Regions from separate parts of the Homo sapiens genome. Here all the other regions are linked to region 2. Evidence: read pairs that join two places in POLR2A ChIA-PET (ENCODE). Cell type or tissue: PC-9. All regions are shown on one strand.

Region 1 (4,000 bases), 170 kb before region 2:
CTAGTTGTTCTTTTGTTTCTGTTTTAAATTTCAGTCAGAGGCTAACTGTTCTGCCATGTTTGGAAAACTGATGACCATAGCAAGTGAGTATGTTTATTTACTCACTAAACATGTAGTAAACGTAAATGCAGACAAAGTATTTACCCAGTGGGACTACTGATTTAATGTTAAGTAAAAGAAAATAATCTTTATCTTAATTTTGTTTCTAAGAACCAGCTAGGCTGATTTTCTTTTAGTGGCTCCGCAATATTTTGATGGCACCTGTTTTTAGCTTAGTAGAATAGTTTTTTTTTTTTCCTTCTCTAATATTGATTCTCTTTTAATTTTATAGAGAATTTGCCTGACCCCGGGAAAGCACAAGATTTTGTGAAGAAATTTAACCAGGTTCTCGGCGATGATGAGAAACTTCGGTCTCAGTTGGAGTTATTAATTAGCCCAACCTGTTCTTGCAAACAAGCAGATATTTGTGTGGTTAGTAAATCATACTTCACACTTTTTCTCTAGCTTTACTTACAGAAATATGTATTTTATTAAAGCCTGTTTTACATACAGTGATTTGTGTAAATGTAACAATATTGTGAGCTCTGAATTACTTTGGAGTATATCTATTGTCAAGTTAATTCTCTATTTACCATTCACTCTCAGCCACATTCCAGGAAAATAACTAAAGAACTAAGCCAGGGAGATTGGTCTTAGGAATTTTACAAGATAAAGTACTTTGAACTTAGTAGACATTCATTGAGTAATGATAAGTATTTTCTGAATGCTTGTGTACATGTGCATTTTCTTCTTTCATGTATTAGAATGGAAATAATCGTCAATAAATTAGTAGTAGTAACATTGCCATATATCTGGTTTCATTTACAGATAAAGTAAATTCCTATCTAGACTTTTGTCTTCATTCTTCTCTTGAACTCATTTAAAACCAATATTCTTAAAGCTATCAGGAGGGAAAACTTATGCATTCATTTATTCAGCTTTTTTTTTTTTTTTCCTGAGATAGTCTTGCTTTTGTCACCCAGGCTGGAGTTCAGTGGCACAATCATAGTTCACTACAGCGTTAAAGTCCTGTGCTCATGTGATCCTATACCCCAGCCTTCTGAATAGCTAGAACTATTGGCACACGCATCCACACCCAGCTAAGTTTTTAAATTTTTTGGAGGCCATGCACATTGGCTCACACCTGTAATCCCAGCACCTTGGGAGTCCAAGGCGTGTGGATCACCTGAGGTTGGGAGTTCGAGACCAGCCTAGCCAACTTGGTGAAACCCCATCTCTACTAAAAATACAGAAATTTGCCAGGTGTGGTGGTACATGCCTGTAATCTGAGCTACTCAAGAGGCTGAGACAGGAGAATTGCTTGAACTCGGGAGGTGGAGGTTGTAGTGAGCCGAGATCATGCCACTGCACACCAGCCTGAGTGACAGAATGAGACTGTCTCAAGAAAAGGAAAAAATAAAAATTTTTGTCTCTGTGTTGCCCAGGGTGGTCTCAAACTCCTTCAAGTGATTATCTCACCTCACTGCAACCTCCACCTCCTGGGTTCAGACGATTCTTGTGCCTCAGCCTTCCGAGTAGCTGAGATTACAGGCATGAGCCATCACATCTGGCTAATTTTTTGTATTATTAGTAGAGGTAGGTTTTCACCATGTTGGCCAGGCTGATCTTGAACTCCTTACCTCAGGTGATCCACCCACCTCGGCCTCCCAAAGTGCTGGGGTTACAGGCATGAGCCACACACCCAGGCAAAAGATTCTTGATGTATCTAAAATGGTATACTGCATGACAACATTTTGGCCAAAGATAAGACCACATGTATTTTGGGAGTCCCATAATATTATAACAGAACTCAGGGTGATGGGTGTAGCAAACTACCATGACACATGTATACCTGTGTAACAAACCTGCACATTGTGCACATGTATCCCATAACTTAAAGCATTAAAAAAAAAAAAAGATTATAACGGAACTGAAGGATTCCTATCACCTAGTGACATCTTGGTGATCCTGACCTGGCGTAGGCCTAGGCTATTGTATGTGGTTGTATCTTAGTTTTGCACAAAAAAAAGTTTTAAAACTTTCTTTTTTTTTTTTTAAACAGGGTTTTGCTCTGTCACCCAGACTGGAGTTCAGTGATGTTATCATGGCCCACTGCATCCTCAGCCTCCTGGGTTCACGTGATCCTCTCCCTTCAATCTCCTGAGTAGCTGGGACTATAGGCACATGCCACCATGCCCAGCTAATTTTTTATTTTTTGTAGAGACAGGGTTTCTCCATGTTGTCCAAGCTGGTCTGGAACTCCTGAGCTGAAGAAACCTACCTGCCTCAGCCCCACAAAATATTGGGATTACAGGTGTGAGCCACCACATGCAGCCAAAAAAATTTTTAATAGGAAGAAGCTAGTAGAATAAGGATATAAGGAAAGAAACCATTTTGTGTACAGCTGTACACAAAATGTGTTTTAAGCTAAGTGTTACTACAAAAGAGTCAAAAAGCTAAAAAAAAAAAAAAAAAAGATCAGTACATTGGCTCACACCTGTAATCTCAGCACTTTGGGAGGCCTAGGCAGGAGGATCACTTGAAGCCAGGAATTTGAGACCAACCTGGGCAATATATCAAAACCCCCGCCTCTACAAAACATTAAAGAAAACTAGCTGCACATGGTGGCGCACACCTGTAGTCCTGACTACTCCAGAGGCCAAGATGGGAGGATCACTTGAGCCCAGGATTTTAAGCCTACAGTGAGCTATGGTCACACCACTGCATTCCAGCCTGGGTGACAGAACAAGATCCTGTCTCCAAAAATTTTTTTAAAAGCTAAAAAAAAAAAAAACCGGGCCAGGTGTGGTGGCTCACACCTGTAATCCCAGCACTTTGGGAGGCCGAGGTTGGCAGATCATGAGGTCGGGAGATCGAGACCATCCTGGCTAACACGGTGAGACCCCGTCTCTACTAAAAATACAAAAAAAAAAAAATTAGCTGAGCATGGTGGCGGGCGCCTGTAGTCCCAGCTACTCTGGAGGCTGAGGCAGGAGAATGGTGTGAACCTGGGAGGCGGAGCTTGTAATGAGCTGAGATCATGCCACTGCACTCCAGCCTGGGCGACAGAGCGAGACTCTGTCTCAAAAACAAACAATCAAACAAAAACAAACCCTTGAAGTTCATCAAGTAAAAATATTACAAAAAGCTAAGGATAATTTATCATTGAAGAAAGAAAAAGTGTTTAAATATCGTGCTGCCTAAGTGTACAGTGTTTATAAAGTCTACAGTAGTGTACTGTAATGTCCTGTTTCTTCACATTCACTCACCACTTACTCACTGACTTACCCAGATCAACTTGCAGTCCTGTAAGCTTCATTTATGGTAAGTGCTCTATATGTAGGTGTACTGTTTTTTATCTTTTATATGGCATTTTTATTATATGGTTTATATTGTGTTTTTATCTTTTATATTTTTACCCTGTGTTTAGATAATGTTCAAATACACAAATACCACTGTGTTACAGTTCCCTACAGTATTTAGCATAGTAACATGCTGTACAATTTTGTAGCATAGAAGTAGTACGCTATACCATTTAGGTTTGTGTGCGTGCACTCTAATGTTCACATGATGAAATTGCCTTAACAACACATTTCTCTTTTTTTTTTTTTTTTTTTTTTTGAGACGGAGTCTCACTGTCGCCCAAGCTGGAGTGCAGTGGCGCGATCTTGGCTCACTGCGTTCTCTTGCCTCAGCCTCCCGAGTAGCTGGGACTACAGGCTCCTGCCACCTCGCCCGGCTAATTTTTTGTATTTTTAGTAGAGACGCGGTTTCACCATGTTAGCCAGGATGATCTCGATCTCCTGACCTCGTGATCCGCCCGCCTCGGCCTCCCAAAGTGCTGGGATTACAGGTGTGAGCCACCGTGCCTGGCCAACAACACATTTCTCAAAATCTGTCTCCACCATTGAGTGATGGATAATTCTTTGTGTGTGTGGGCAGGGGGAGGGTATGTATTTCT
Region 2 (4,000 bases):
GAAGCTTATGGCACATAACAGTCCCAAAGCAGAAGTGACATGAAAACAAAGGGATTGGGAGAATAATGAAAAACTGAGGCCATGGAGACACATGTATGATCCTTACTAAAAACAAGTTCTAGACGAGCAGTATCCAATACAATATAATGTAAGCCACTATGTAAATTTAAAATTTTCTGATATCCACATTGAAAAGAGTACAAGATGGCCGGGCGCCGTGGCTCATGCCTGTAATCCCAGCACTTTGGGAGGCTGAGGCAGGCGGATCACCTGACGTCAGGAGTTCGAGACCAGCTGAGGCAGGAGAATCGCTTGAACCCGGGAGGCAGAGGTTGCAGTGAGTTGAGATCGTGCCACTGCACTCTAGCCTGGGCGACAAAGCAAGACTCTGTCTTGAAAATAAAAGATAAAAATAGTACAAGAGACTGGACATAGTGGCACACTCCTGTAAATCCCAGCTACTTGAAATTCTAAGGCAGGAGAACTGCTTGAACCCGAGAGGCGGAGGTTGCAGTGAGCAGAGATCACGCCACTGCACTCCACCGGACAACAGAGTGAGACTCTGTCTCAAAAAAAAAAAAAAAAAAAGAAGCTATAGCAGCTAGCAATTATTATTATTATTATTTTTTGAGACGGAGTCTCACTCTGTTGCCCAGGCTGGAGTGCAGTGGCGCAATCTCAGCTCACTGCAAACTCCACCTCTTGGGGGTTCAAGCGATCCTTCTGCCTTAGCCTCCTGAGTAGCTGCAATTATAGGCGCCCACCACCATGCCCGGCTAATTGCTGAATTTTTGGTAGAGATGGGGTTTCACCATGTTGGCCAGGCTGGTCTTGAACTCCTGACCTCAAGATCTACCAGCCTCAGCCTCCCAAAGTGCTGGGATTACAGGCTAAGCCACCACACCAGGCTGCAGCTAGCATTTTTTAAATCACACCTGTAATCCCAACACTTTGTGGGGCAAAGGAGGGAGGATCACTTGAGCCCAGGAGCTTAAGACCCGCCTGGGCCATATAGTGAAACTCCCATCTCTACAGCGTGGAAAAAAAACAAAAAAAACAAAAAACGTGTGTCTGTAATCCCAGCTATTCAGGAAGTTGAAGTGGGAGAATCACTTGAGCCCAAGAGGTCAAGGGTGCAGTAAGCTATGACTGTGCCACTACACACCAGCCTGTGTGACAGAGTGAGACTCCATCTCTTAAAAAAAAAAGTTAAGTTCTGGACTTCTGTCAAACTTTACTCAATCTACAATGAAGAGTAATTCAAGTCTGAATTTATCAATTCCATGAATATTTACTAAGTACTTGCTATTTGCAAGGCATTATAACAGATATTGGTAGTATAATGATCAACTAGAAATTTTCTCTAACCTGTATCAATAGTTATTTCATTCTAAGGTACTGAAGAACTAATTATATAATTTTTAAATGAAGTACAGGATACTATGAAGAACATTTAGCAGACAGAAAATCTAGAAAGTAAGAGGAAGCTTCCTTGAGGAAATTAGTTTTAAAAGACTTAACTTTAGGAAAAGCCAGCACTTAAGGCAGAGCGTACACGCTGTGCAAAATGGAGGCAAACGAGGACTTGACAGGTTTAGGAATTGAAATGCCGCCAATGTGACTACAATACAAAGAATGAAAATGATGAAATGAGGCAGGAGAAGCAGTCAAAAGCCAGATTATTCAGGGTCATGAAGAATAATAAAAATTTGAAGTGTTGTAACAATCAGATCTGGGTCTCTTAGAGATCACCTGGCTGGAGTAGGGGGAAATGGCTGGAGGGGGATTAGAGAGAATACTTAGGAAACCAGTGAGAGATGCCAATAAAGTCCAGTGCAATGAAAAGAAGATGAATTAAGGCAGACAGGAAGTAAAATCTAAAGGACTTAGTTACTAACTAAAAGCTATGATCTTAGAAGAGGGGATTTTTTGCTGGGTGGATGACAGTATAATAAAGATAAGGAAACAAAGAATTGAGAAGTCAGGGTTTGAGGGAGAGGGGAAAAATCAGTTTGAGACATGTTGGATACAAGGTATCTGTGAAAATCCAAAGAACCAAGTAGGTAAATGAAAAATTCAGGTCTCGGGTTCAGGAGTGATCTGAAGATACAGTCAGAAAGATAGGAAAGACCGGGCGCCATGGCTCACGCCTGTAATACCAACACTTTGAGAGGTCAAGGTGGGCGGATCATCTAAGGTCAAGAGTTCGAGACTAGCCTGGCCAACATGGTGAAACCCCGCCTCTACTAAAAATACAAAAATTAGCTGGGGGCATGGTGGTGCGTGCCTGTAATCCCAGCTACTCTGGAGGCTGAGGCAGGAGAACTGCTTGAATCCAAGACACGGAGGGAGCAGTAAGCCGAGACAGAAGCACAGTACTCCAGCTTGGGCGACAAAGTAAGACTCCTTAAAAAAAAAAAAAAAAGGTGGGGGGCTGTGCGCGGTGGCTCACGCCTGTAATCCCAGCACTTTGGGAGGCCGAGGCGGGTGGATCACGAGGTCAAAAGATGGAGACCATCCTGGCTAACACAGTGAAACCCCGTCTCTACTAAAAATACAAAAAAAAAAAAACAAAAAAAACAAAAAAAACCTACTAGCCGGGCGTGGTGGCGGGCGCCTATAGTCCCAGCTACTCCGGAGGCTGAGGCAGGAGAATGGCGTGAACCCAGGAGGCGGAGCTTGCAGTGAGCCGAGATCGCACAACTGCACTCCCCACCTGGGGGACAGAGCGAGACTCTGTCTCAAAAGAAAAAAAAGAAAAAAGGAAAAAAGGAAAGGCAGGAGGAAGGGGAGGGAAAGGGAAAAGGAAAGAAAGGAAAGAAGAAAGGAAGAAAAAGATATTTGGATAGTCTGATATCACTGACACTACAGGAATAATATTTCAAGGAAACAGTGGGTAATGTTGCTGAACGATCAACAATAATACCTAATACATCGCTTTATCATCCAGACAGGAGGTACAGTGGTACAATCATAGCTCACCGCTGCCTCAAACCTCTGAGCTAAGGCAATTCTCCCGCCTCAGTCTCCCAAACTGTTGGGATTAGAGGCGTAAACCACCACTCCCAGCTCAATATCTATATATAATTTACAGGCAATATTTTAACTGATGTACATGTAATAACTCAATCTTAAAACAAACTTACGTGCTTACCAATAAGGAAGCTGAGGCAACAAAGTCACAAAGCTAATAATCAGTGAAGCCAGGTTTTAAAACTGATTCAAGAGTCAAGACAGAGCTTTTCTTTTACTTATTTTTTTTTTTGAGATGGTGTCTTGCTCTGTCGCCCAGGCTGAAATGCAGTGGGGCAATCTCGGCTCACTGCAACCTCCACCACCCGGGTTGAAGCGATTCTTCTGTCTCAACCTCCTGAGTAGCTGGGACTACAGGCGCACAGCACCACGCCTGGCTAATTTCTTACATATTTTTTAGTAGACACAGGGTTTCACCACATTGGCCAGGCTGGTCTCGAACTCCTGACCTTATGATCTGCCTGCCTCAGCCTCCCAAAGTGCTGGGATTACAGGCGTGAGCCACTGCACCCGGCTCACTTCTAAGATTTCAGTTAGAGGACATCTCAATGTATGCCAGTAAGAAAAAAACACTGCCATTTACACCATGACACAATACTTTATCACTCAGTTTTTATTATACACTTACTCAACTTTTAGAATTTATATACTTCAATCCTAAGATTAGGCCAGGCACAGTGGCTCACACCTGTAATCCCAGCTCTTTGGGTGGTGGAGATGGGCTGATCATTTGAACCCAGGAGTTCAAGACCAGCCCATCTCTATCCTTATGGAAAAAAAAAAAAAAGATCAGTCCAGACAACATGGTGAAACCCTGTCTCTACAAAAAAATTAGGTAGGTGTGGGTGTGGTGGTGCATGGCCATAGTCCCAGCAATGCGGGAGGCTGAAGTGGGAAAATCACCTGAGCCCAGGAATCCCAGGCTGCAGAGAGCCGTGATCTTACCACTGGCACTCCTGCCTGGGTG
Region 3 (4,000 bases), 290 kb before region 2:
CAGGTGCCCACAACCACACCCAGCTAATTTTTGTATTTTTAGTAGAGATGGGGTTTCACCATGTTGGCCAGGCTGGTCTCAAACTCCTGACCTCAGGAGATACACCCTTCTCGACCTCACAAAGTGCTGGGATTACAGGCGTGAGCCACCACACCCGGCCCATTATTATTATCATTATCATTATTATTATTATTATTCAGACAGGGTCTCACTCTCACCTAGGCTGGAGTGCAGTGGTACAAACACTGCTCACTGCAGTGTCCTGGGCTCAAGGGATCCTCCCACCTCAGCCTCCCGGTAGTTGGGACCACCGGCACGCGCCATCGAGCCTGGCATTTTTTTTTTCTGGTAGAGACATGGTCTCACTACATTGTCCAGGCTGGCTTGAACTCTGAGCTCAACCTATTCCTCCCACCTCAGCCTCCCAAAATGTCGAGATTACAGGGATGAGCCACCTCACCTGGCCCTAGATCCATTTTTTCCTTTTTTTTTTTTTTTGTTTTCTTTGTGTGAGATGGAGTCTCGCTCTGTCGCCCAGGCTAGAGTGCAGTGTTGCAATCTTGGCTCACTGCAACCTCCACCTCCTGGGCTCAGGCGATCCTCCCACCTCAGCAGCTGGTACAGGGAGGCACCATCACGGCCGGCTAATTTTTATATTTTTAGTAGAGACGGGGTTTCACCATGTTGCTGAGGCTGGTCTCAAACCCCTGATCTTAAGTGATCCACTCACTTTGGCCTCCTAAAGTGCAGGTATTACAGGTGTGAGCCACTGCGCCCAGCCCTACTTTCTAAATAAATCTATCCACTTCTCATTATCTCTACTGACACCTCTCTACTTCAAGCTGTCAGTCATCTCCTTCCTACTTCATCTTCTTCACAAACCACTATAATAAACTTAATTAATTCCTCCACATTCATTCTTGTTTTACCTCAGTATATACATGGCCATATAACATACATATCTTATAATGTAAATCTATTTTAGATAACTTGCCAAGTTCCCTCACATCATGTTTGGGCCTTTACATATGCCACTTCCTCTGCCTGGAATGTTGTTTCTTCCCTCTTTGCATAGCCAACATCTAGTCATTCATCAAGCTTCAGTGTAAATGTCATTTCCTTAATATTACCTTCACTAATCATATATAAATCAGAAGTTATATTCCCCCTTACTTTTCCTTCATAGACCAATTGCAATTATAAATTAAATATTTTATTTACATTATTATTATTATTTTGAGACGGAGTCTCACTGTGTTACCCGGGCTGGAGTGCAGTGGCATGATCTCAGCTCACTGTAACCTCCCACTCCCAGGTTCAAGAGATCCTCTCACCTCAGCCTCCCAAGTAGCCTCCCAAGGGACCATAGGTGCACGCCACCATGACCTGCTAATTTTTGTATTTTTAGTAGAGCCAGGGTTTTACCACTTTGCCCAGGCTGGTCTCAAACTCCTGGGCTTAAGTGATTCTCCTGCCTTGGCCTCCTAAAGTGCTGGGATTACAGGCATGAGCCACCACACCCGGCCTCACTATTTTAAAACTCTGGCACAGTGCATGGCACATGATAAATTTCTAATAAATGTTTGTAGAAACAATGCAGATTTTTTCTTTTTTCTTTTTTCTTTTTTTTTTTTTTTTTGAGATGGAGTTTCACTCTTGTCACCCAGGCTGGAGTGCAATGGCGCGATCCCAGCTCACTGCAACCTCTGCCTCCGGGGTTCAAGCGATTCTTCTGCCTCAGGCTCCCAAGTAACTGGGATTACAGGCCTGTACCACCACGCCTGGCTAGTTTTTTTGTTTTTAGTAGAGATGGGGTTTCACGATGTTGGCCAGGCTGGTCTTGAACTCCTGACCTCAGGTGATCCTCCTGCCTCAGCCTCCCAAAGTGCTGGGATTACAGGCATGAGCCACCGCATCTGGCCTCACTGTTGTATTTCAAAACTCTGGCGTAGTGCTTGGCACATGATAAACGTCTAATAAATATTTGTAGAAAGAATGCAGAATATTTTTTTTTTCTGAGATGGAGTTTTACTCTTTTGCCCAGGCTGGAGTGCAATGGTGCAATTCTGGCTCACTGTAACCTCTAACTCCCAGGTTCAACTGATTCTAATGACTCAGCCTCCCAAGTAGCTGGAATTACAGGCATGTGCCGCCACGCCCTGCTAATTTTTGTGATGTTTTGTTTTGCTTTGTTTTGTTTTGTTTTGTTTTGTTTTGTTTTGTTTGAGACAGAGTCTGGCTGTGTCTCCCAGGCTGGAGTGCAGTGGCACAATCTCTGCTCACTGCAACTTCCGCCTCACGAGTTCAAGCGATTCTCCTGCCTCAGCCTCCTGAGTAGCTGGGACTACAGGAGCCCACCACCATGCCAAGCTAATTTTTGTATTTTTAGTAGAGACAAGGTTTCATCACATTGACCAGGCTGGTCTCGAACTCTTGACCTCAGGTGATCTGCCCTCCTCAGCCTCCCAAAGTGCTGGGATTGCAGGCATGAGCCACCGTGCCTGGCAATTTTTGTATTTTTAGCAGAGATGGGGTTTCGCCATGTTGGCCAGTCAGGGAAAGCATGCAGAATTTTTAAATGAATATTTAAGTAGCCGAATGAATGAATGTTTGAATAAAACATATCAAAAATCGGCTGGGCACTGTAGCTCATGCCTGTAATCCCAACACTTTGGGAGGCCAAGGTGGTGAGTTCCAGACCAGGCTGGCCAATATGGTGAAACCCCCATCTCTATTAAAAATACAAAAATTTGGCGAGGCGCAGTGGCTCATGCCTGTAATCCCAGCACTTTGGGAGGTCGAGGCGGGTGGATCACGAGGTCAGGAGATCGAGACCGTCCTGGCTAACACAGTGAAACCCCTTCTCTACTAAAAATACAAAAAATTAGCCGGGTGTGGTTGCAGGCGCCTGTAGTCCCAGCTACTCGGGAGGCTGAGGCAGGAGAATGGCCTGAACCCGGGATGCGGAGCTTGCAGTGAGCTGAGATTGCGCCACTGCACTCCAGCCTGGGCGACAGAGCGAGACTCCGTCTCAAAAAAAAAAAAAATACAAAAATTTGCTGGGCGTGGTGGAGTGTGCCTGTAGTCCCAGCTGCTCCAGAATGTGAGGTAGGAGAATTGCTTGAACCCGGGAGGTGGAGGTTGCAGTGAGCCGAGATCGCCCCACTGCACTCCAGCCTGGGTAACAGAGCAAGATTCCATCTCAAAAAAACCAAAAATCTTAAAAATATTTATTTATTTTATCTCTGAGCTTATTATTGGCCTCCTGCTCCCCAAAGGGTACCCTGCTTCTTCTGGCTTAACGTCTCAGAACTTTGGTGTCATTGGTCTCAGACACCACTTTGCCATCCACTATCCTGCGGGTGGTGGTCTTTTGGATGGTTTGCATGGAGTTGTCCAGGGCATCACCAAGATTGAAGTCCTTGCCGTCTTCCAGCAGGCAGGTAGGTGGCAATCTCAGCCTCTAGCTTGACCTTGATATTCAGCAGGGCCTCCTACTCCTGGGCCTGGCACTGTCCCTCTGCCCGGGTCTGTGCCAGCTCTGACTCCAGGTGCAGCAGGATCCCGTTGAGCTGCTCCATCTGCAGGGTGTACCGGGCCTCCATCTCCCTCAGGCTGTTCTCCAAGCTGGCCTTCAGATTTCTCATGGAGTCCAGGTCGATCTCCAAGGACTGGACTGTATGTCTCAGCTCCGTGAGCAGCATCTCAGCAGCTCCAACCTTGGCGGTCTGCGTGGTGACCACTGTGGTCTCTCCTCAATCTGCTGAGACCAGTACTTGTCTAGGTCCCCTCAGTTCTTTCAAGCCAGCTCATCATATTGGGCCTGGATGTCTGCTATGATCCTGGCAAGGTCCTGAGATTTGGGGTCATCTACCTCCACGGTCAACCCAGAGCTGGCAGTCTGAGCTTGTAGACCTTTTACTTAATCTTTGTGGTTCTTCTTCATGAAGACCAGCTCCTCCTTGAGAGCCTCGATCTCTGTCTCCAGCTGCAGCCAAGT

The links. ChIA-PET counts read pairs that join two places held together with the same protein. Peaks named below come from ENCODE experiments on the same cell type or tissue, not always from the same donor. Only the 100,000 strongest peaks of a DNase experiment are listed, where the experiment ranks them.
Region 1: POLR2A ChIA-PET joins it to region 2 with 9 read pairs; 7 of 35 experiments call an interaction of 5 or more read pairs at or near these places.
Region 3: POLR2A ChIA-PET joins it to region 2 with 7 read pairs; 3 of 35 experiments call an interaction of 5 or more read pairs at or near these places.

Annotation. Positions count from the first base shown.
Region 1 is chr4:39,894,860-39,898,859 of GRCh38, reverse strand. PDS5A (PDS5 cohesin associated factor A) reads left to right here. Exons shown (of 33, transcript NM_001100399.2): 15 at 35-83; 16 at 332-471. Among named protein-coding and RNA genes, the nearest start is that of PDS5A, 81 kb to the left of the region's middle. In PC-9, no CTCF peak of the experiment used is centred here; no DNase peak of the experiment used is centred here.
Region 2 is chr4:39,727,399-39,731,398 of GRCh38, reverse strand. The region is part of intron 1 of UBE2K (ubiquitin conjugating enzyme E2 K); the gene reads right to left. Among named protein-coding and RNA genes, the nearest start is that of UBE2K, 31 kb to the right of the region's middle. In PC-9, no CTCF peak of the experiment used is centred here; no DNase peak of the experiment used is centred here; H3K27ac peaks cover 1,084 bases.
Region 3 is chr4:40,020,822-40,024,821 of GRCh38, reverse strand. It overlaps the pseudogene KRT18P25. Among named protein-coding and RNA genes, the nearest start is that of N4BP2, 34 kb to the left of the region's middle. In PC-9, no CTCF peak of the experiment used is centred here; a DNase peak (open chromatin) is centred at 2,091; H3K27ac peaks cover 990 bases.